Linked DNA regions of Homo sapiens: region 1 is linked to region 2. A link is an interaction called in ENCODE POLR2A ChIA-PET data of the cell type or tissue named here. Cell type or tissue: Caco-2. All regions are shown on one strand. Links, peaks and the distances in the headings refer to the core of each region. The heading gives the core; the rest is flanking DNA.

Region 1 (13,057 bases), core at 1,952-9,951, 75 kb after region 2:
GCTGATAGGTCGAGTAATAGAATCAAGACTTGAACTATTTGGACTAGCCATAGGAAGATCTTTGATGACTTTGGCAAGCAATTTCAGAAGAGTGGTAGACACTAAAGTCTGATTTGGATAGAATTGAGAGACCCAGATGAGAGAAAGTAGAAACAGTAATTTTAGACAATTCTTTCAAGGAGTTTTTCTATAAAAGAGAGCAGACATTAGGGTGGCAGCTGGTGAGAAATGGAGGTTTGATGGAGATTTTTCAAATGGAGATATTATAGCATGTTTGCTCATAAGAATGCTCCAGTAGAGATGGAAAAACTGACATTGTAGATTTTTGAATTGATATTCTTGAGTGAGAGGTTGTGTAACATAGTGTAAATGTGAGGAGTTGGCCTTCAGAGCACAGGTAGTTCGTGCAAGTAATAGGAGGATTGGCATAATGTATGGGTGCAGAGACAAGGAGTTTGGCAAATGTGGTGGGAACATGTGGACATTGCCTTCTGATAGTGCCACTGTTGGCTGAAAGTGTGGTCGTATTAGAGGTTTGAGAAGAGAGAACTTGGGAAATAATTGTGTAGAAGGGTGGGTGAAGAATGGATTAAGGAAATGTAGTACCCTTGCTGGGTAGCACTAAGGGGTTACTAGCATTTATTTGACATCAATTTAAAATGCTACCAGGCAACGTAATTATCTTTTTCTCCAGCCACATTCTGCCATATACTTTGATGTGATGTAAACAGTTTTAGATTTAACCAAGGTAGGAGCTTGTAGGTTATAAAGGTGGAAAGAGAAAGAGGCAAGGGTAAAAAGGGCATACATAAGGGAGTGATTATAAGGATAGACCATGAAACCTAAGCTGGGTAATGAACTGAAAAGGGAGATTATGAGAGGGGCAAGAGACAATGGAAAGGGGGTAGGACCAAATGGATTGTGGGTTCTTATAGGACTGAGTAACTGTTAGAGTCAGAATTCTAAAGGGTTTGAGTAGAATCAGGAGGTGTTAGTCAGAAATCAGAAGATTGAACTTGGGATGGGAGCAAAGCAGTAGTTATTAGTAATGGCAGAATCTAGGTTATGACCATGGAGGTGCTATTTCCTGGTGAGTAGCCTTAGAAAAATTTCACAACCTTCTGAGCCTCAATTTTCTCCTCTGTAAAATGGGAATAATACCTATCTTACAGAATTACGATGAGGATTAAATGATATGATAAATGTAAAATACATAACGTAGTACTTACCATGTGATATGTAGAATGGCAAAGTACCGTATATGCTTGATATCCTTTTTTTTTTTTTTTTTTTTTTTTTTTGGAGTTGGAGTCTTACTCTCTTGCCCAGGCCGGAGTGCAGTGGCACTATCTCGGCTCACTGCAACCTCCGCCTTCCAGTTCAAGCGAGTCTCCTGCCTCAGTCTCCTGAGTAGCTGGTGGGGTTACAGGTGCCAGCCACAACGCCTGGCTAATTTTTGTATTTTCAGTAGAGACGGGATTTCACCGTGTTGGCCAGGCTGGTCACGAACTCCTGACCTCAGGCAGTCTGCCCACCTTGGCCTCCCAGAGTGCTGGGATTACAGGCTTGAGCCACCACGCTGGCTGATACTTTTCTTATCCTTCACAATTGCTTCATATGAAACCTGGTGAAATAAAATTTTTACGCCTGTAATCCCAGCACTTTGGGAGGCCGAGGCGGGCGGATCACGAGGTCAGGAGATCGAGACCATCCCGGCTAAAACGGTGAAACCCCGTCTCTACTAAAAATACAAAAAATTAGCCGGGCGTAGTGGCGGGCGCCTGTAGTCCCAGCTACTTGGGAGGCTGAGGCAGGAGAATGGCGTGAACCCGGGAGGTGGAGCTTGCAGTGAGCCGAGATCCCGCCACTGCACTCCAGCCTGGGCGACAGAGCAAGACTCCGTCTCAAAAAAAAAAAAAAAATCACTCTATGACCTATGATTATTTTTCCTTAATTGGAATGAAAAACACCACTACCATTGGGAGTACCACTATTATGTTAACAAGAAGTGCTTCTATTTGTTACAATTCTGCTGCTGTTACTATGTATTCATTTAAAAGAATCTGTGTATCATGAATTTTCATATCATTTGCATTTAATTTTTAAAATAGCCCTGTGAGGTAAGTGGTGCAGGTATTTTTGTTATTTCTCCATTTGCCAGTTGAGGAAATGAAAGTATAGTGAAGTGTGCTACTTATGATTATTTTGTTAAAACTAGAACTTGAACTTAGGTCTTCTGACTGGTGACTGAATTCTGTGCTTTTCATGGTATATCAGTGTTCAGGATATGTTTCCCTGCTATAAATCTGCTAAACTCTAAAGGTCTCTTTTTAAACTATCTTTTTAATGAAAGGATTTGTCTTTTTATTGTACAGTCTTCATAGTTAATACATTCATCCATTCATTTATTTACTCCTTCAACATATATTATTGTAACCATTCTTTATTTGCTAGGTCCTTGCAATAGCAAGACATACACCCCTGCCTTCATGGAGCTTTCACTATAGTGAGAGGGACAGATGTTAATAAACAATTACATTAAAATATTTATAATTAAAAGAAAAGTGCTGGAACCAAGAACAACTAACAAAGAATAACTTGATTGAGTTTGGGGGTTGGCTTGGTGGTGACGGTGAAAGACTTCCCAAAGGAAGTTACATTTAAACTGAGACTGGAAGGGCAAACAGCTATTAACTAGGAGAAGGGATAAAGAGAAGAGGGTGTTACACTGAGAGAAGAACATGGATGAAGGGTATCTCCCTTCCTCTCTTTCTTCCTATCACAATTTATAATGGTTCTTTTTCATTTTTTTTATTATTTTAAAATGTATTTTAAGTATAAATTAATAGTTACAAATCATAGTACTGAATTTTTCTCTCAGTACATTCTTCAAGAAAATCAATTGTTGGGACTGCTTAGGAGGGAGAGCCTGTGGTGAGTTTACATTGCAAGTTCCATTGGTTGTCATGCAGTGAGGCCATGGAGAGCATTCGTTTTGCTGCTCTTAACTTCATCAGTGCTTTTATGCTGACAGTTTTTGCTGGTGCAACACATTGAATCTTTCCAAAGGAATAGTGATACACCTCTGCCTAAATAATGACTATTTCCATCTAAACCGATTCATCTGGTATATTACATGAACAAATTTGTAAGACTCCATGGTTGAAAACCATAGTTTATCAAGTTTTTTCCTTTACTTCTAACTAAGATAGGGACCCAGGCAATTTTTCTTTTTCTTGCTTCTACACTGTCATCTGTTGACCACAGTGAGCATTCTGTATAGCATTTAGTCCCACATGTTGCTGTGGTTGAAAATCGATATGGATTTCCCACAAAAGGGAAATCTCAGGAGATGAATATTATAATCTATCAGAATTTCACTTTAAGGACTCATTTTAAAAAATAAAGCATTGCCATTGTTATAAATTATCGATTGTGTTTATAAATAGTGTAGGAGCATGCTAGAATTGACTAAGGCATTTAGCAAGTAGGAAAGAAGGTTGAAGAGGAAGTTGGCTAGAAAAAGCAAAGGATTAATAATTCTTTGACTTGACTGAGATTGCTGAGCACATTTATCAAGCAAAGGTGATGGCACTTGCTTGGAATGAATCCAAAGCACAGTGTGATGCTAAGCATTGTTGTAACAGGGAGACAGATGTAGAGCCACACTATTATAGATTTCTTTTGTCAGACAAAATAGACTTTGCAAGCACATCAACAGTTGTTCATGATATATTTTTCCAGCCGCGTCAGTTTATATAAGAGTAAAATGATGTCGTTGAAAGACAATGTACTATATATACAGGTACCCAATCTTCGTCTTGTATCTCAGTAGTGCCACCTTCTTCTTATATGACCTAAAGTGATACTCTAAAATCTCTCTGGGCCTCAGTTACCTTATTACTAAAATTAGGAAAATAACTTAATGAAGTAATAAAACTTGATATTCATAATTATGGCCCTGTGACAGCAAAAGACTTGGAGAGTCTGAAATATTCACTAATTTTTATAGTGTTAGCTTTGTAATTCTTGTAGCACTTTACTCCATTATTAAGAATAACTAATGAATCAGAACTCCCTATTGCTGAGCTATAAGAAGAATAGAGTATATGCCATGTTGCTTGTTATGTGTGCTGACATATTGCCTATAAGCCATTATAAATACATTAAAGAAGACATTCATTTATTCTGTCAGTGCTGCCCTGTGAGCAAAAGGTTAGCCAACTTTTTCTTCCTGTTCCCTGCCTAATGCTTTTCTATCCCTCTTTGAATTTAGGAGCATGTATCCCGTTTGGAAATCTTTTCTCGAGGGAACAATGCAGGTAGCCCAGTCTCGGATGAATATATGTGAAAACTATAAAAACTTCATTTCTGAGCCTGCAAGGACAGTGAGAAGCTTAAAAGAACAGCAACTAAAAAGGGTATTGTTTTTATTTCTGTTCTTATATGCATTTTAATATCCCAGTGCTACATTTATAATCTGCAAGGTTATGCTAAATTTTATTTAAAACTATATGGTCCCATATGTTTCTGGTTGACATTTTACTAGGATTTTCTGATTTCAACATGTTCTCATTAAGTACTATGTTTTATTAACTGCTAAAAATGAATGTAATTCAAATCCATGGACGTTCAAAAAGCTCAGTAAATACTTTTTAGTAATACCGCTTTTCGGCATAATTCAAGTACATAGATCTACTTAGTTTCACAATATCGGTATAGTTTGATGTGTATTAGAATAGTTACAAGGTTATTAATCCCACTAGTTCTTGAAAAAAGTTTACATTAATTTGTCTTACTTTCAACTTGACCCATTTTGTATAATAATTTAAAGGAAATTAACACATTTTGACTAAACATAAAAAACTTACTTTAAAAAACCTGATGGACTCTAAACTTTAATTATATGGGTTACACATGAGTAAATGTTTTCAAATGGACATATTTTATTACACAGAAATAAAAAATTCATAGGAAAATGGCATTGCTTAATGTGACTTTTTAGAAAAGTTGGCTGTTGAAAATAGGTGATTGAATTGTGTTCTTTTGGAAATAGAGTTACAAAAATTGAGATTATCATTATACCTAATAAGTAATTAAAATTTTCTTGTGGAAGTATTAATACTTTAGAAAATATTAAAGTAAAAGAAAGAAAATATTAAAGTAATTATTTCGGGAAATAATATTTTAGAAGCCATCCAGTGTTTTGATTCTAATTGTCATTAGGATTTTCAGAACATTTTTACAAACACCTTTCCCACCAAAAACCCCCCAATTTTCCGTTTGCCAAAGATGATTCTAGTAGCATGAAATCAATATGTTAGATGTATATGTGTCTTTATGTAAAATGTTAATTTCTTTAGAGCACTCACCTAATATTAGTCAGTTAAACATATTTGTATAAGAATGCCTGTGTTTTATCTTTGCCAAAAAATATCTCTTTCAAAACAAACATAGTGAGTAACCTATGTGATCACTGGCCAGTGATTTTGAGTTGGAAGAAAGTGTGTGTGTGTGTGTGTTTGTGTGTGTGTGTGTGTGTGTCTGATTGTGCAGAAAGAGGGTGTAAGGTAGGGGCAGAGAATTAATACTAGTATAACTTCCCAACCAGGAGGAAATACTGCATTTCAAATTTCCAGTGCATTCATCAGATCTAATTGAATTACTGCCACCTTACTCAATATCAGAATATTTAGAGAGTTTAACTACCTCTGGTGCTTTTCTCTTCCATTGATGAAGTAATCTCAGACCTGAATTTAACTGACATTCCTGGGCAAAGAATGTTTGATAAGGCCGGGTGTGGTGGCTCACGCCTGTAATCCCAGCACTTTGGATGGCCAAGCCGGGTGGATCACCTGAGGTCAGGAATTCAAGACCAGCCTGACCAATATGGTGAAACCCCATCTCTACTAAAAATACAAAAATTAGCCAGGTGTGGTGGCGTGCACCTGTAGTTCCAGCTACTCGGGAGGCTGAGACAGGAGAATTGCTTGAACCCGGGAGGTGGAGATTGCAGTGAGCTGAGATCGTGCCACTGCCCTCCAGCCTGGGTGACAGAGTGAGACTCTATCTCAAAAAAAAAAAAAAAAAAAAAAGAATCTTTGGTAAGATTCAACAAATGCTCATGTCTGTGAATTAACTTGTTTTATATTATTGCTGATGATCTATGTTACATCTAAGCAATTGTTAAATATTCAGTACATATTGGGTATACCTGTCAGGACTCTGAGATAGCAAATGAAAGAAACCTCCTTCAAACTGCTTTAAGCCAAGAAGGGAATGTATCTGCTTGTATAACTGAAAATTGAAGGACTTCAAGCATGGGTGGATCTAGGGGTTCAAATGATGGTATTAGAATTCAGACTTTCTTTCCATCCATTAGCTCTGCTTTTCTGAATGGCTTCACTCACTAACAACTCTCTCCACATGGTGACCCCCAATGTGCCAGATTTATAAATCTTAAAGGTAGCAATCCCAGATTTTTCATTTTCCCAAATGACCAGAATTGTTTTGCATAGCAGCTGCATCATTTGGCATTCCCACCAACAGTGCACAAGGGCTCCAATTTCTCTACAGCCTTGCCAACATCTGTTATCCTTTTAAAGAATAATAGCCACCTAACAGGTGTGAGGTAATTAATATTTTATTGTGGCTTTGATCTGTATTTCACTGATGGTTGGTGATATTAAGCAATCTAATATTTTTTATTATCAATTTTTTCCTCCACTATTAGCTTCTTACTTTTTAAATCCTATATTCTTTTAGTAATTACCTTAGAGATTATAATATCCCTCCCTAACTTATTACATTACCTTGAATCATTAATCTTACTATTCCCCAATCCTTGTTCCAAATTAACTTTTTTTTTTTGAGACAGAGTCTCGCTCTGTCACCCAGGCTGGAGTGCAGTGGCATGATCTCGCTCACAGCAACCTCTGCCTCTTGGGCTCAGGTGATCCTCCCACCCCAGTCTCCTGAGTGGCTGGGATTACAGGCGTGTGCCACCACACCTGGCTAATTTTATTGTATTTTTAGTAGAGACAGGGTTTCACCATGTTGGCCAGGCTGGTCCTGAACTCCTGACCTCAAGTGATCTGCCTGCCTCAGCCTCCAAAAGTGCGGGGATTACAGGCATGAGCCACCTCGCCTGGTCCAAATTAACTTACTACAATCTACCTTGAATTAGTATTTTACTACCTCATGAACAATATAAAAATCTTCTAGCAAGATAATTCCATTTAACTCTCATTTATGACTTTTTGGCTGTTAGACCTTTTGACTCTGTTCATGTCTTTTCTACTTTTTCAGCATTTTGTTTTCCACCCTTTTTTCTCTGTGTACTTCAATCTGAATATTTAACAAGTTTATTAATATACTGTTCTACTATTTTGAATCTGCTTTAAAAACTCATCTTTTGGGGACGGGAGTGGTAGTTCACACCTGTAATTTCAGCACTTTGGGAGGCCAAGGTGGAAAGATCATTTCAGTCCAAGATCAGCCTGGCCAACATGGTGAAATCCCGTCTCTACAAAAAATGTAAAAATTAGCCAGGTGTGGTGGTTCATGCCTGCAGTCCCAGCTACTTGGGAGGTTGAGGCAGGAGGATCACTTGAGCACAGGAGGTAGAGATTGCAGGAAGTCGAGATCGTGCCACTGCACTCCAGCCTGGATGACAGAGGGAGACCCTTTCTCAAAACAAAACAAAGAAAACCTCATATTTTGGAATCTTAATGTACTTTTCAGTTCCAGGATTTTTATTTGACTTTTAAATACTACATTCCATATTTCTGGTACAGTTCTCCATGTTTTTCCTTTATCCTCTTAAACATGTTACTACTGATCTCTATTATATAATTTCACTATCTGAATTACTGTAGGTCTCTTTTAACCGCCTGCGGTTTTTCTTGATTTTTGGTTATTTGGGTCTTCTGTTTGATTATGACTCACAATATTGGACATTGTGGATAAAAACTGTAGAGGCTCTGGGAAGATGTTATTTCCAAAGAGGGTTAAGCTTTCTTCTGGCAAGTGGATAGAATGCTATTAGATCACCTTGATTCTGTTAGGATCTCTGGTTTTAGGCTTTTTAGGGCTATTCTGTTTCACTTACTCCTAGAGTTTTAACTGAAAATATAGGGTGCTTACCAAGACCCTTCTAATTTGACAAGACTTGAACTCTAACCTTTGTCTTCTCAACATCGTGTAGCTGCTCTGATGCTCTGATCTCTGCTCACTCTTTGGCCTCTCGGCTATAGTTCTCTACTGGATTTCTTGGCATTTTACCCAACACCTGCTTTTTAGAAGTCATCTGTTAACCCAAGGGGAAATTGCATACAGATTTTTGGACTTGCTTTTCTGCAGTACCCCTCTTTCTAGACCCTTACCTCTCAAGTTCCTGTTCTTTTGGCATCCCTAAACTCCAACCTCTGTCTCCCCAGTCTCGTAAAAATGCCACTTTCTGTTTCTGTCCTATTTCTTTATACCATGATTCAACAAATGCCCTAAGGAAAAACATTAAGTTGAATTTAAGACTTACCTTGGTGTATTCCTCTTTTCCTGGGTGTCTTAGTCCTTTAAGTCCAGTGTGTGGTGGTGGTCTTTAATGCTGGCAGTTTTTTAAAAATGTATTTTGTTCAACTTTTACACTTTCCAGTCTAGAGAAAGGTAGTCTGATCCAAGTTGTTCTGTCATGATCAGAACCAATCTGACTTAAAATTTTTCCTCTACAACATTTTAAAGTTCATGTTTTTTTAAAGATTTTCTCTAATTTGACTATTTTCTTTTATAATGCTTGGAAGATAAACACAATTGTATTACAATTATGCAGAGCCCCAGTTTATAATGAGGATTATGAGAATTATTACATTTTTCAAAATTATTTTCTGTATGCTGACATTTGCTTAAAAATTAGAATGAGAGCTACAATAACTTAAGGCTTTTTGCCATTCTTATGTTTACTTAACCATACTTTTGTCCGTATCTTTCACATTTATACTAGAGTTTACTTACCATCCTTGAAATATTGTGGTTCACATTTGTATAACACTTTAGAGTTTGCAAACTGCTGCCATATCCATTATAGTCACATTTGATTTTTACACAACCCTGATAGTATTTAAGTATTATTATTTTACAAATGATAAAACTAAAGCTAAAAATGTTAAAGAGACTTAGGTAGTAAATAACAGAGTGGGAACTTGAATATACTACTACTTCCTAATTCCAAATCCTGTACAATGCTTTTAAAACAAAGCTTAATATTGAAACAGGTTTATAGAAAAATACATGTAAATGCCTTCACCATAGTAGACTACTTAATTCTCTTACTCCTTTTATCTTGCTCCTTTTATCCTCATTCTCCCAATTTCCTAATTAATTGTTCATGTTTCTACATAACCTTTATGTTTATTATTTTTTATTATTTTGTGAATTTTCCATTCTGCTTTCTTTAATTATACAACTGGGTTTGGACATTACCCTTAAGTCTACAGTAAAAATTAACTTTTTAAATTTTTTTCTTAGGATAAATTTCTAGGGCATTATTACTGGGTTAGAGAACCTAATCATTTGTAGGACTTCGATGTGTTGGCCCAGGTTACTTTTATTTGTATTCTTATATTCAAGTTATTAGCAAGTTTATTATTGTGTCTCTGTCATACTCAGAGACTATACTTTTAACTTCTTCCTTTTTTTTTTTTTTTTGAGACAGAATTTTTCTCTGCTCTGTCACCCCTGCTAGAGTGCAGTGGCATGAACACGGCTCACTGTGGCCTCAACCTCTTGGGCTCAAGTGATCCTTCCACCCCAGCCTCCCAAGTAGTTGGGACTACAGGTGCTTGCCACCACACCTGGCTGATTTTTGTACTTTTTTTTTAGAGATGAGGTTTCACCATGTTGCCCAGGGTGGTCTCGAACTCCAGGGCTCAAGATATCTGGCCGCCTCAGCCTCCCAAAGTGCTAAGATTACAGGTGTGAGCCACCGCACCTGGCCCAGTTTTTGGTTCTTAATATCAAAATTGTAGCCATGGAGCCTGCTTTTAGCTCTTCACACCTGCAAACACAGCATTATTAGAATGTTTAGCACTTCTTTATGGGAGTGTCAGGTTGTCATCTTGTCATTTATTAAACAAAAACTTTGTATTTGATAAGTACTATTACAATTTAGGGGGAAAACAGCTTTTCGTTCTGCAAGATAAAAGCTTACTTTTAGTTTATATGTAACAAAATACTATTCGGCGATAAAAAGGAATGAAGTACTGACACCTGCTACAACTTGAATGAACCCTAAAAATGTTTTGATAAGTGAAAGAAGTGAGAAACATAAGGCCACATATTATTTGATTCCATTTGTACTAAATATCCCAAAAAGGAACTCCATAGAGACAAAAATAGATTAATTGTTGTTGGAAGTGGGGAGAAATGGGGAGTGACAGCTAATGGATACAGAGTTTCTTTTTGGGGTAGGAAAATGTTTTGGAATTCAAGCAGAGTAATGGTTGAACAACCTTGTCACCACTGAATTGTATACTTTAAAAAGGTGAATTTTGTTGTATGTGAATTATATGTCAATTTTTTAAAAGCTTTTAAGATAAACTACATCTATAAGATACAGTTTGCACTATATCTTTTTTTTGTTTTGTTTTTTGAGATGGAGTCTCGCTCTGTCACCCAGGCTGGAGTGCAGTGGCATGATCTCGGCTCACTGCAAGCTCTACCTCCTGGGTTCAAGCCATTCTCCTGCCTCAGCCTCCCGAGTAGCTGGGACTACAGGCGCCCACCACCACACCCAGCTAATTTTTTTGTATTTTTAGTAGAGACGGGGTTTCACCGTGAGTTTACACTATATCTTAAAACATGGTCATCACAGAACTAGGGTACACACTTTAATGGGTTCCATAGTAAATGGTATCATCACATCCTTGCCGTGTGACTCAGAGTAAATTATTTAACATCTGAGTCTATTTTCTCATCTTAATGGGATCACTGCTACTACTACTACTGCTGCTGCTGCTACTACTACTACTACCTTTTTCATAGAGTCGTTTCAAGGACTAAATGTGATAATACCTGTAAAGTACGAAACATAGCACCTGTGCAGTGCCCACAAGGGGTCTTTTTAGAAGTAATAAGCATTCAGACTCCCTTGGCTCTCATAGGCCACACCTGACAAGAGGTTTACTGAGAAGGACAGAGTACAGGAAACACAATTTGCCAGTAGGGAAGCATCTAGCATTAATGGAAATAATTCTCCCACTATTGTATGTCTCGGTCCACATAGCTGACCAGTTATTCTGTTTGGTCCTCCAAGTGACAGGTCTAGGACAAGGGAGTGAGACACATTTGCAGAGCCAGCTTTAGCCCCTAAAGGAGACTAAAATTTTTTACAACAACTCTATAGACAGAGCTTCCAGTGTCCCTGTAAGGGACATGTCCGGATACACCGTACTCACAGAAGCCCAAAGCCTGGCTTTTCTATCCGATATTTATTTATTTATTTATTTTTATTATACTTTAAGTTTTAGGGTACATGTGCACAACGTGCAGGTTAGTTACATATGTATACAGTGCCATGTTGGTGTGCTGCACCCAGTAACTCGTCATTTAACATTAGGTATATCTCCAAATGCTATCCCTCCCCCCTCCCCTCACCCCACAACAGGCCCCAGTGTGTGATGTTCCCCTTCCTGTGTCCATGTGTTCTCATTGTTCAATTCCCACCTATGAGTGAGAACATGCGGTGTTTGGTTTTTTGTCCTTGCGATAGTCTGCTGAGAATGATGGTTTCCAGCTTCATCCATGTCCCTACAAAGGACATGAACTCATCATTTTTATGGCTGCATAGTATTCCATGGTGTATATGTGCCACATTTTCTTAATCCAGTCTATCATTGTTGGACATTTGGGTTGGTTCCAAGTCTTTCCTATTGTGAATAGTGCCACAATAAACATATGTGTGCATGTGTCTCTATAGCAGCATGATTTATAATCCTTTGGGTATATACCCAGTAATGGGATGGCTGGGTCAAATGGTATTTCTAGTTCTAGATCCCTGAGGAATCGCCACACTGACTTCCACAATGGTTGAACTAGTTTACATTCCCACCAACAGTGTAAAAGTGTTCCTATTTCTCCACATCCTCTCCAGCACCTGTTGTTTCCTGACTTTCTAATGATCGCCATTCTAACTGGTGTGAGATGGTATCTCATTGTGGTTTTGATTTGCATTTCTCTGATGGCCAGTGATGATGAGCATTTTTTCATGTGTCTGTTGGCTGCATAAATGTCTTCTTTTGAGAAGTGTCTGTTCATATCCTTTGCCCACTTTTTGATGGGGTTGTTTGTTTTTTTCTTGTAAATTTGTTTGAGTTCATTGTAGATTCTGGTTATTAGCCCTTTGTCAGATGAGTAGATTGCAAAAATGTTCTCCCATTCTGTAGGTTGCCTGTTCACTCTGATGGTAGTTCCTTTTGCTGTGCAGAAGCTCTTTAGTTTAATTAGATCCTATTTGTCAATTTTGGCTTTTGTTGCCATTGCTTTTCGTGTTTTAGACATGAAGTCCTTGCCTATGCCTGTGTCCTGAATGGTATTGCCTAGCTTTTCTTCTAGGGTTTTTATGGTTTTAGGTCTAACATTTAAGTCTTTAATCCATCTTGAATTAATTTTTGTATAAGGTGTAAGGAAGGGATCCAGTTTCAGCTTTCTACATATGGCTAGCCAGTATTCCCAGCACCATTTATTAAATAGGGAATCGTTTCCCCATTTCTTGTTTTTGTCAGGTTTGTCAAAGATCAGATAGTTGTAGATATGTGGCATTATTTCTGAGGGCTCTGTTCGGTTCCATTGGTCTATATCTCTGTTTTGGTACCAGTACCATGCTGTTTTGGTTACCGTAGCCTTGTAGTATAGTTTGAAGTCAGGTAGTGTGATGCCTGCAGCTTTGTTCTTTTGGCTTAGGATTGACTTGGCAATGCGGGCTCTTTTTTGGTTCCATATGAACTTTAGTCTTTTCCAATTCTGTGAAGAAAGTCATTGGTAGCTTGATGGGGATGGCATTGAA
Region 2 (13,057 bases), core at 1,678-9,677:
CTTCTGCCTCAGCCTACTGAGTGGCTGGGACTACAGGTGCATGCCACCATACCCGTCTAGTATTTTTATTTTGTAGGGACAGGGTCTTACTATGTTGCCCAGGCTGGTCTCGAACTCCTGGGTTCAAGTAATTCTCCTGTCTCAGCCTCTCAAAGCACTGGGGATTAGAGGCATGAGCTACCGCGCCTGGCTGAAAAATTTCTTTAAATGTCTCTCAAATAGATTATAACTAGTTTTGTTTATACAATCCTATATAATAATGTATGTAAACTATGTAACGTATCTAATAATGCATTTTTAAAATTTTTATAAAGTAATCATATGCAGAAATTAAAATACTCCAGTGTGTCTCTGCTTGGGAAAATCGAGCCCATTTATAGAGAGCCAGTTTACTGCCTGTTTCTGTTACTTATCACATTTGCCCTTTAGATGATCCTTCTGAGTTCTTCTTACTCTTTAATGTTCTCCCAATTAATTTTCAACTTATTTTCTGAGTATATAGACAAAGATATTTCTATCCTCTCTTTTTGATTGTGTAAACATTGTTTTTACTTCTTGTCAATAGTAGAGAAACCTCTGAAATAATTAGCATATTCTTTCTATAGATTTTGCCAGTATGCATTGATTATTTCAGGCTTATTTGCATTTCCTGTATGGGGACAGGATGTGGTCAGAGAGGACAGTTGCATTATTTAAATTATTTACTTCTAGGCCAGGCAAAGTGGCTCATGCCTGTAATCCCAGCACTTTGGGAGGCTGAAGCGGGCGGATCACGACATCAGGAGTTCGAGACCAGCCTGACCAACATGGTGAAACCCCGTCTCTACTAAAAATACAAAAAAAATTAGCCAGGCGTCGTGGCGGGTACCTGTAATCCCAGCTACTCAGGAGGCTGAGGCAGGAGAATCACTTGAAACCAGAAGGCAGAGGTTTCAGGGAGCCAAGATCAGGCCACCACACTCCAGCCTGGGCAACAGAGCAAGACTGTCTCAAAAAAAAAAAAAAAATTATTTCTCTTAACTCTTTTGGCTTAGTGTAGACTTGAAATTTTGGGGAATACATTTTAAAAAGTTGAAATATAGCCTATTTATAGTAAGATGGACAAGTCCTTAGTACACTGTTTGATAAATTTTTGTGAACACACTCATGTAAACTATTATCCAGATTAAGGTATAGAACATTACCAGCAGGCCAGGTGCGGTAGCGCACGCCTGTAATCCCAACACTTGGTGAGGCCAGATCATATTGATCACTTTAGATCAGGAGTTTCAGACCGGCCTGACAACATAATGAGGCCCCATCTCTATAAAAAATAAAAAAAAATTAGCCAGGCGAGGTGACGCATGCCTCTAGTCGTAACTACTTGGAGACTGAAGCAGGAGAATCACGTGAGTCCAGGATTTCAAGGCTGCAGTGAGCTGTGATCGCACCACTGTGCTTCAGACTTGGTGACAGAGTGAGACCTTGTCTCTAAAAAAGAACAATCCCCTATCCCCCAAGAACATTATCAGGGCCCCAGAAGCAGTTAATATTCATACCTTTCAATGGCAACCAGTACTTTTTTTTTTTTTATCAGAATAGTTGTTATTTTTGGATTTCTAATTTTTGAACTTAAATGGCATCATAGAATATGTACCCTTCTGTGTCTGATTTCTTTCATTCAGTATTCAGCTTTTAAGCTTCATGCATGTTGTTGCATGTAGTAGTAGTTCATTCTTTATTGTGTCCACTGAATGAATATATCACAATTTATACTGATAGAGAAAATTCCTATTCTTGTTTTGTATGACTTTTGACTAGGGCTTCTAAACAAAGGTTTTATACGTGTCTTTAAGTGGACATATGAACATATCTTTCTTTGGTATATGTCTGGGGGTAGAACTGCTAGGGCATCGGGCATGTGGTATGTTCTACTTTAGTAGATACAGCCAGTTTTCCAAAGTGACTGTACCAGTTGACATTCTCACCAGCAATGTATGAGAGTTCCAGGTGCTTCATATCTTTGCTAAAGTTTAGTATTCTCTAAAATTAAAAAGACTGACATTTTGGTGAGTATATAGTAGTATCTCATTTTCTTTTTAATAAGCTTTAGAAAAATTGACATATACGTACAGAGAAGAGTACAAGTCATAATTATGTAGCTTCAGGAATTTTCAAGGCAAACACATCCATATAACTAGCACCCAGGTAAAGAAACACATTAACAGCATCCCAGAAATTCCTCTTGTTCCCTGCCATTACTGCCCTCACTCTTACTCAAGGAATCTACTATACTGACTTAAAAAAATAGCTTTATTGTTATGTAGTTGATACACAATAAGCCACACAATTTATAATTTGATAAATTTTGGCATGAGTATGTACCTGTGAAACTAGCATCACAAGCAAGATAATGAACACATCTGTAAGCCCCCAGAGTTTTCCTGTGTGTCCTTATAATCCCTCTCTCCCAGCTGGCTTCTTCATTTAGCATTAACTATTTTGTAGTTTATGTTGTTGTGTGCATCAGTATTTCATTTCTTTTTATTGCTGTGTAGTATTCCATTGTATGGATATACCACAGTTTATCCATTTTCCTGTTGATGGACATGTGAGTTATTTCTGTTTTTTGAGTATTATAAATAAAGTTGCTATAAACATTTGTGTATGGATAAGTGGTTTCATTCCTCTTGGGTAAGTGGAATGGAATGGCTGAATCATTTTTAACTTTTTAAATAACTGCCAAACTGTATTCCAAGGAGATTGTTCCCACCAGCTGTGTATGTGAGTTCTAGGTGCTACATGTCTTCCTCAACACTAGATATAGTCTTCTTAATTTTTGATATTGTGATAGATGTGTAGTAGTATTTATTGTGGTTTTAATTTGTATTTACCTAATATCTAATGATGCTAAGCATCATTTTCATGTGTTTATTTGCCATCTGTATATATTCTGTGGTGAGGTGTTTGTTCAAATATTTTATTGATTTTTTTTTAAATTGGGTTGTTTGGTTTCTTAATTTTTAAAGAAACATTATTATTAAAGTTTTCAAACATATGTGAAAGTAGAACGAATGAGCGTAACAAACTTTTTTTTTTCTTTTTTTTCTTTTTCTTTTTTTTTTTTTTTTGAGACAGAGTCTCAGGCTGGAGTGCAATGGCATAATCTTGTCTCACTGTAAGCTCCGCCTCCCGGGTTCATGCCATTCTCCTGCCTCAGCCTCCTGAGTAGCTGGGACTACAGGTGCCCGCCACCATGCCTGGCTAATTTTTTGTATTTTTAGTAGAGACGGGGTTTCACCATGTTAGCCAGGTTGGTCTCGATCTCCTGACCTCGTGATCCACCCATCTTGGCCTCCCAAAGTGTTGGGATTACAGGCGTGAGGCACTGCGCCGGGCCTAGCATAACAAACTCTTATTAGCTATCACCCAGCTTCTAGTAGTATCAATACATTACAAAATTTGTTCATTTATAGCTTCCCACCTGCTATCCCTTGCTGGTTACTTTAAAAAATACTTTTATGTATACTTTTAATTTACATACCATTAATGATTCATCAATCTTAAGTATGTAATTAAATGATTTTTAGCAAACATACAAAGTTATGCCATAATCAGCACAATTCAGTTTTAGAACATTGCCATTATTCCAGTTCATCTCCTGTGGCTGTTTGAAGTCAGTCTCTACTTTTATCCTGAGCCCAAAGTAACCATCAGCTTTATGTCTCTCTAAAATTGCCTCTTCTGGACGTATCATACAAATGTAATCATATGGTATGTCTCCTTTCTTGTCTGTCTTCTTTCGCTTAGCAGATATTTTTGAGGTTCTTACATGTTTTACTATGCATCATTAATTTATTCCTTTTTATTGGTGAGTAGTGTTTCTTGGCACAGATATATAACATTTTGTTTATCCATTCACCAACTGGTGAACATTAGATTGCTTCCCATTTTCCCATGTTTCAAATTTGGTTATTAGGTATAATGCTGCCTAATAACCATATTAGTCTTTATTTAGACATGTTTTCATATTTCTTGGGTATGTACTAAGAGTAGAATTTTCACATCATTTGGTGATTTTATGTTTAACATTTTTTTGTTTGTTTTTGAGATGGGTTCTCACTCTGTTGCCCAGGCTGGAATAAAGTGGTATGATCATGGCTCACTGCAGCCTCGACCTCCCGGGGGCTCAGGTGATTCTCCTATGTCAGACTCCCAAGTAGCTGGGACTACAGGTGTGCACCACCATGCCTGGCTAATTTTTGTGTTTTTAGTAGAGATGAGGTTTTGCCACGTTGCCCAGGCTGGTCTCGAACTCCTGGACTCAAGCGATCCGACTGCGTTGGCCTCCCATTGTGATGGGATTACAGGCGTGAGCCACCATGCCTGGCCCCCGTGTTTAATGATTTTTTCTTTGTTGATTTTTTTTTTTCTTTTGAGACAGTCTTGTCAGTGGTATGATCTTGGCTCACTGCAAACTCTGCCCCCTGGGTTCAAGAAATTCTCATGCGTCAGTCTCCTGAGTAGCTGGGATTACAGGCACGCACCACCACTCCCAGCTAATTTTTGTATTTTTAGTAGAGATGGGTTTTGCTATGTTGGTCAGGCTGGTCTCGAACTCCTGACCTCAAGTGATCCGTCCTCCTTGGCCTCCCACCATGTTTAACTTTTTAACAAATGATCAAACTGTTTTCCAAATTGACTGTATCATTTTGCATTTCTGCTTTGCATTGTGTTTGCATTCTCGTTTTGCAATGCATGAAGGTTCTAGTTCTAGTAATGTCCTAGCAAATACCTGTCATTGTCTGTTGTTTCTGATAATAACAATTGTAGTGGCTATAATCAATCATTATGAATGGTGCCACTGTGAACATTCTTATATGTATCTTTTGGTGACTATATGAATGTGTTCTATTGGGTATTTACCTAAGGAATGGAATTGTTGTGTCATAGGTTATGTGTTGTTCAGCTTTAGGAAATATCATGAAATGGTTTTCTCAGGTGATTATTGCAATTTACAATCCTGTGAGCAGTGAATGAGAGTTGTTATTGCTTTAAATCCTCACCTATACTTGGTTTTGTCTGTGGTTTTCATTTTAGCCTTTCTGGTGAATATATGATGGTAAAGAATTGTGGGTTTGATTTGCACTTTCCTGATGATTAATGAATTAGAGGAACTTTTCATATCTTGATTGGGCATCTAAATATTTTGTGTTATTAAGTGCCTGTTAAAGTCTCTTGTTGGCTTTTCTCTTATTGATTTATGGTCTTTCTTTCCCTGCCTCCCTCCCTCCCCACTGTCTGTCCGTCCATCCTTGGGACAGGGTCTCACTCTGTCGCCTAGGCTGGAGTGCAGTGGCGTGATCCTAGTTCACTACAGCCTCGAACTCCTGAGCTCAAGTGATCCTCCTACCTCAGCCTCCCAAAGTGCTGGGATTACAGGCATGAGCCACTGTGCCTGGCCAGTTTTACTATCTCTTTATACGTTCCAAATTTGACTCCTTTGTCAGATGTATGTATTACAGATATCTCTGTAATCTCATGTGGAAATGTTTTGTTTGATAGCTTTTTATCTGTTAATGGTTTCTTTTGATGAAAACAAGTTTTTAATTTTAAGGAAATATATTTTTTTTCTTTTATATTCAGTGCTCTCTTTATGTCCTACTTAAGGGTATATTGCTATCCTAAAGTCCACCTTGAGGTGTGTTATGCAATGTTCTGGAATTTTTATTGTTTAATATTTCACATTTAGTTCTATGGTCTTTCTGAAGTAAATTTTCGTATGTGATATTGTATTGGGGTGAGGATTTCATTTTCTATGTGGATATTCAGTTGAAGCATATTTTATGCTTGCACATATGCTTGCACATATTTTATACTTGCACACATAAGTCCTTGCACATACAGAGTTTTATTCTATGATATTATGTAGTCTTGCAAGCATATTTTGTGCTTCCTCAACTGAAAATCCATATAGAAAAGTTTATTTTTCTATATGGATTGAAAAGTTTATTCCCCCTGACTGCACTCCAGCACTGTATTGAAGTGATATTTTGTGGCACATTAGTTAACTGTGTATGTAAGTCTGTTTCTGGACTTTTTATTCTAGTCAACTGACCTATCTTTGAAATATTTTTTTCCCGATATCACACTGTTTTAAGTACTTTGTCTTTATAACAATAAATCTTGATATCTGTTCGTTTAAGATCTTATACTATTATTGCCCTTTATATTTTCTTATAAATTTTAGAATCAGTTTGTTAATTTCTCCCATATGCTGCCTGATATTTTGATTGGACTTGGTTTGAATCTTTAAGTCAATTTAGGGGGAACTGATATCTTAACAAGTCTTCTAGGTACTGTGATTACAGCAATGCTCAAAAAAGAAAAAAAAATCCTTGCACATGTACAGTTTTTATTATTTGATTTTATGTGGTCTTCCAGTTAAATATATTAACTTCTTTCTCTTCAAAGCCACTTATATGGCATTATGGCCAACTGGAAAAGAATGACTTTTATAGAAAAAGAATAATTTTATAGAATTATTACGAGGAATGTATATTGTTATCCTCTGTGCAAAGGATTGATTGACTAAAAAGATTGAGCGTTTGTGAGGTTTACAGAGCATACAGGTGAGCCATCCTAAAAGAAAAATATTGTGAAGGAAATTAATTCAAGTGGGATTGATCGTATGACAGCAATTTGGAAAATTTTATCTCAAGCACATGCAAAGTAAACTTGTATTACCTCTTTAGGGCGATGTTAGAAGAAAGAAAGAAAATAATATTGCAAAACCTTGCTTATATAATTGGAGGAATTCAAGCAGTGAACTTTTTCAAGTTGCTTGGTAGTTTCAGTTTCCTACAAGAGTATTAATGTTTTATTTTTAAGTATGGTTTGTGAAGTTCACTTTGTAATTCTCCAGAAGTAACAGATGTATTGCATATCTGTTTCTACAAATGACAAATGTATCTGTGAAAACAGAAGTCATGTAAGAATAACTGAGCAACATTAAATATTAGGGAACAATCAAGTCTAGCTTCTGACTGCAATTAGCTAACCACTGAGGTGTTGGTAAAATCATTTGCAGTACTCAAACTGAAATTGCTACAGGCAAGTGCTGTGTATTAAAGTACTTCCTGTAGTCTTTGGCAGAATGCTGCTAGTGAAGGAAGGATACAGAAGGTTACTGTGGCTGGAGAGAAGGAGCAGGAAAACATTGTGGACTTTAAGGGCGGCTCCTTGCTTAAAGACAAACACAGAGTAAACACAGACATGTTGGCAAATACCCTGTGGTATTTATACTGTTGCACCTAAAATTTTTTGCTATTTTTACTCTTTTAAGAAATAAAATTATGAAGACTTGGGCATACTATACAAGAAGTTAGTGTTATGTGCATGTGGTGGGGGTTCTTTTTTGGTGAATTTCATCTGCATAGAAACTTAAAAATGTAGCTTAATTTAGCGGTGTGTGGTTACTTTTCTGTCTAATGCTATTAGAGATTAATGGTGAATATATTTGGAGCTTTTCTTTCTGCCAATCTTGTCCTATAGAACAAATAAGGAGACAGGATAACTATCACAATAGGACGTCCACCAGGGCAAAATTGAGTATTATTTTCTGTGTCCTGTTTTGTAAATTACTTTTTAAAATCTTACTGTTTATTTTTATTTCATTTTTCCTTATCTTATAACAGTGTTTAGAAATTCATATAGAAGGAAGAGCAGATGGAGTCCTCTCCTGAAATAGTTGGTACAGTTTGATTTTTAAGTTTTTAAAAACTTCATTAAAGGAAGTTTTAAAAAACTTCATTAAAAATTTAATTAAGTTTTTAAACTTCATTAAAGAAATGGTGGCTATAATTAAATGTTAGTACTCTTGGGGACATAGATTTGCTAGTAAGTTTCACTTTTTCATGGCTATTCGGTAGCACATCTCGTAAAGGTGTTGAGAGGAAATCATTGTTGATGCTGATCCCCATTATTTTCCTCCCCAAACCTTCTGTTTCTATTAATTAATTTAGTGGTTAGGCCAGGATAAAACAGAGTGGAGAGAGGGGAGAATTCATACTAGATCTGTGATTTTGAACCTTTTGTGTGTGAACATGCCCGTTTTTATTTTGGCTCCTTTTATACAGGACATAGTGGTCTGCGTATGTCTTCACTCATTTGTTGTTTACCTGGTCCCACTGGTTGAGTTTGAGTCCCCTGCCCTGACCGCTGATCAAAAAATAAGATTTTTTATAGGCACCTCTGTCTTAACCTCTCTATATCAGTTTATGCTGTGGACTCTTTCTCTGTATTTTGGGTTAAAGAACATATATTAAGATCATGTGTCAGGCACTGTTCTAAGCACTTTACATAGATTAACTCATTTATGTTTTCCCTATAACCTTTGAGGGATACAGTAGTTACTGTTATTCCCATTTTATAATTGTGGACACCAAGACAAGAAACCTGTGTTTCACTCTGTCCATTTCCCTCCCTTCAAATAATCTACTACTGGACACTTTTTTTTGTCTTTTTGTTGAGATGGAGTCTCATTCTGTCGCCAGGCTGGAGTGCAGTGACATGATCTCGGCTCACTGCAGCCTCTGCCTCTCAGGTTCAAGCGATTCTCCTGCCTCAGCCCCCCGAGTAGTTGGGACTACGGGCACACACCACCATGCCCAGCTAATTTTTTTTTTTTTTTTGTATTTTTAGTAGAAACAGGGTTTCACCATGTTGGCCAGGATGGTCTCAATCTCCTGACCTCGTGATCTGCCCGCCTCGACCTCTCAAGGTGCTGGGATTACAGGCGTGAGCCACTGCGCCCAGTCCTGGACACATTTTAAGAGAGACATTGGCAGTCTGAGGTGCATCCAAAAGATGACCAAAGTTGGTGGTGGGGTTGGAAATCATGCTTTTTGGGAAAATGGTCAAAGAAGCTGCATTATTTTCAACAGCCTCCATTATAGATTTCATGTGTATGCACGTGAATTGAATTTGACTAGTTTTTGTAACTCTGAAGTGCAAAACTAGGAAGAGGGAGTAGAGAGATCAGGATGACAGAAGGTATTAGCTAGTTAGAGCAGCTCCAGAATGGAAGAGACTGTGTCTTCCAAAAGTGTTCTTGTAAAATAATTGGTAGACCATCTTTTAGTAATATTGTAGGAGGCATTTATGGAAAACATTTTTCTCCTTAAAAGATTTTGTTTAATGTTTCCAATTGCTTGTGGAATTGGACAAATAAAACATGTGTAAAGGCCCTTCCCATCTGAAGGATGCCAGTTTGCAACTTCTGCTTTAATTGTTCTAGGTTTTACTTCTGAATCAAACTAAATTCTTAGTTTTCAGACCACATTATTTCACTTCCAGCAGACTGCTTTTACTGAGGTATGCTTAAACCTCACTTAACTAACCACTGAGGTGTTGGTTAGTTATTAAGTGAATGGTGACGCTCTAAGGTCACCATTCACTTAATAACTTGTTCAATTTCTTTTTTTTTTTTAATTTGACATTTAGGCCGGGTATGGTGGCTCACGCCTGTAATACCAGCACTTTGGGAGGCCAAGGTGGGCAGATCACTTGAGGCCAGGAGTTCGAGACCAGCCTGGCCAGCATGGTGAAACCCCATCTCTACTAAAAATACAAAAAAATTAGCCAGACATGGTGGCAGGCGCCTGTAATACCAGCTACTCAGGAGGCTGAGGCAGGAGAATCGCTTGAACCCGGGAGGTGGAGGTTGCAGTGAGCCAAGGTCGTGCCACTGCACTCCAGCCTGGGCGACAGAACGAGACTGTATCTCAAAAATAAAAATAAAAATAAAAAACCCTGACATTTATCAAGTATCTACTTTACGACTGGCGTGATGCTAGGTTCTAGGGATGTCAAGAGAAGGTTGGGATATATAGGCTGTTTAGTGCTGGAATGTTATCAGTAAAACAGAGTGGTATGAGATGAAGCTGAGGAGCAGACAGGGCCTATGCCATATAAGAGGCTTGTTAGAAATAGCCTTATGAAATAGACTACACTTATAGGGATATTGTTCTGGAGATTGCTTTCCATGTCATTAATAGACCATTATATGAAGGCTAGGAACATCTTTGTTTACCCTATATTTTCTTCTTGGGACAATGAAATTCTTGTTACTGATAAGTTTCCTTTTTTACTTTTGCCAGAAGTTCTTGTGACTGATAAGTTTCCCTTTTTACTTTCGCCACCTGGAAATTCAGTTGAAAATTCAAGCCCATGTATGTGCATTCTAACTTTCTACCTGGTCTTGATCTATTACTTCATGTAATTTTCTGTGACTCTGTTTTTTTACATATTTAGTTATTGTTTTATATATAATCTGATAAGTGATTTAGATTCTTTGTGGAATGAGACCAATGTATCATTTATGAATCTAGATGTTTTATTTGCCTTGCTGGTACCCAGAGTCATTTGTTATTTGTTAACCTGGGTCTCTTGCTTTTCTTCAATTCTGGAAAGAATTTAGTCATTTCTGTAAATATTGCTTCTTCAACATTATTTGTATCTATCTCTTTTTAAAGTTTTAATTGTTGTATCTTGGATCCTCTTAATCTATTTTCCATGTCTCTTGGTTTTTTCACATATTTTTAATTCTTTGCTCTTTGTGCTATGTTCTGGATGAATTAACCAGTTTGAACTTCCAACTCACCAATTGTCTATTTAACTGTGTCTATTTGAGGGTTTTATCTTATCCATTGCTTTGTTAGTGATCATATTCTTTCTAGGATTTTTGGTTCTTTTTAGAGATGTGTGTATATATGTATGTATGTATATATGTTCTTATACCAGTTTTTTTTCAGTTCTGTGTGTTTTTGTAATTTCTTATTCTTTTAAAATTAGAAATGATTTTTAAATTTCTCTTTGGATAGTTATTTTGTAGTCTTTTTTTTTTTTTTTTTTTTTTGAGACAGAGTTTTGCTCTGTCACCCAGGCTGGAGTGCAGTGGTGTGATCTCTGCTCACAGCAACCTCTGCCTCCATGGTTCAAGTGATTTTCCTGCCTCAGCCTCCCGAGTGGCTGGGACTACAGGTGCATGCCACCACGCCTGGCTAATTTTTGTACTTTTAGTAGAGATGGGGTTTCACCATTTTGGCCAGACTGGTCTCAAACTCCTGACCTCAGGTGATTAGCCCACCTTGGCTTCCTAAAGTTCTGGGATTACAGGCATGAGCCACCATTCCTGGCCTTTTTTTTTGTTTTTTGGAGATGGTTTTGCTCTGTCATCAGGCTAGAGTGCAGTGGCGAAGTCATGACTCACTGCAGCCTCGACCTTCTTTACTTAAGCCATCCTCCTACCTCAGCCTCCCAAGTAGCTGGGACTACAGGCACATGCCACCACACCTGGCTGATTTTTTTGTTTTTTTAATTTTTTTTTCTTTTTCTTTTTTTTTTTTTTTTTTTACTTTTTGTAGAGATGAGGTCTCACTATGTTGCCCAGGCTGGTTTTGAACTCCTGGGCTCAAGCAGTCCTCTTGCCTCGGCCTCCCAAAGTGTTGGGATTACAGACATGAGCCAGTGCACCTGGCCTGAAGTCTTTATAAAGAGTTTTATGTATAATTAACTTCATCTGTACCAAATGTGTGTTCCAATTGTTAATTTTGTTAACTGTATAAAAACTGATAAAACTTTAAACCAAAAATATATAAAGGAATCTAATTTTAGTTCACCTTGTGTTTTCATAATAACTTTTTTTTTCTCAACTTTTTTTTAACTTCAGGAGTATATATGCAAGATGTGCAGGTTTGTTACATAGGTAAATTTTGTGTGCCATGGTGGTTTACTGTACAGATCATCCAGGTATTAAGCTCAGCATCCATTAGTTATTCTTCCTGATGCTCTCTCTCCGCCCCCCCAACCCCACCCTACCCCACCCTCCCTCCACCACCCACCGCACAGGTGTTCAGTGTGTGTTGTTCCCCCACCATGTGTTCTCATTGATCAGCTCCCACTCACAAGCGAGAACATGCACATAATGGCATATTTTTAAAGAAGAAATTATTTCTTCATTTATTTGGGGTACTGATATGGTTTGCCTGTGCCCCCACCCAAATCTCATCTTGAATTGTAGTTCCCATAATTCCCATGTGTTGTGCGAGGGACCTGGTGGGAGTTAACTGAATCATGGGGGCAGTTTCTTCCATACTGTTCTCGTGGTAGTGAATAAGTCTCACGAGATCTGATGGTTTTATAAGGGGAAACCCCTTTCACTTGGTTCTTATTCTCTCGTGTCTGTCACCATGTAAGACATGGCTTTAGCCTTCTGCCATGATTGTGAGGCCTCCCAAGCCACATGGAACTATCAGTCCATTAATCCTCTTTTTCTTTATAAATTACCCAGTCTTGAGTATGTCTTTATCAGCAGTGTGAAAATGGACTAATGCAGGTACCTCATAAAGGTCCTTGTAAGACTGTTCTCAATGATTTCATGTGAAATGATTTTGTATTTCAATTGCTGGAATATTGGTTTAAAGCCTCATTTTGAGAGGTAGGGGTTTTTGTTTTTTTTCATTCCGCTCATTTTCTCTGTGCTTATCCTTCTCTGTCTGATGATTTTGCACTTGTTCCTTTTCAGCTCCTAAGTCTTTAATGTAGAACCAGGTCTTATAAATGCTTCAGGGATCTTGAACATGATGATATTGGGGATATGGCAGACCTACCACTGAACCAGAGGGGAAGTTCAAATTGTTTTTTATTCAATTTAAGAGCATATCTATTTTCTTTCTTTCTTTTTTTTTTATTATACTTTAAGTTCTGGGATACATGTGCAGAACGCGCAGTTTTGTTACATAGGTGTAATGTGCCATGGTGGTTTGTTGCACCCAACAACCCGTCACCTATGTTAGGTATTTCTCCTAATGTTATCCACCCTCTAGCCCCCAACCCCCAACAGGCCCTGGTGTGTGATATTCCCCTCCCTATGTCCATGAGTTCTCATTGTTCAACTCCCACTTATGAGTGAGAACATGCAGTGTTTCGTTTTCTGTTGTGATAGTTTGCTGAGAATGATGGTTTCCAGCTTCATCCATGTCCCTGCAAAGGACATGAACTCATCCTTTTTTATGGC

Evidence for each region. ChIA-PET counts read pairs that join two places held together with the same protein. Peaks named below come from ENCODE experiments on the same cell type or tissue, not always from the same donor. Only the 100,000 strongest peaks of a DNase experiment are listed, where the experiment ranks them.
Region 1: POLR2A ChIA-PET joins it to region 2 with 13 read pairs; 2 of 35 experiments call an interaction of 5 or more read pairs at or near these places.

What each region holds. Positions count from the first base shown.
Region 1 is chr11:72,992,354-73,005,410 of GRCh38, reverse strand. FCHSD2 (FCH and double SH3 domains 2) reads left to right here. Exons shown (of 20, transcript NM_014824.3): 5 at 4,277-4,421. Among named protein-coding and RNA genes, the nearest start is that of FCHSD2, 140 kb to the left of the region's middle. In Caco-2, for the core only: no CTCF peak of the experiment used is centred there; a DNase peak (open chromatin) is centred at 5,830.
Region 2 is chr11:73,067,151-73,080,207 of GRCh38, reverse strand. The region is part of intron 3 of FCHSD2 (FCH and double SH3 domains 2); the gene reads left to right. Among named protein-coding and RNA genes, the nearest start is that of FCHSD2, 69 kb to the left of the region's middle. In Caco-2, for the core only: no CTCF peak of the experiment used is centred there; no DNase peak of the experiment used is centred there.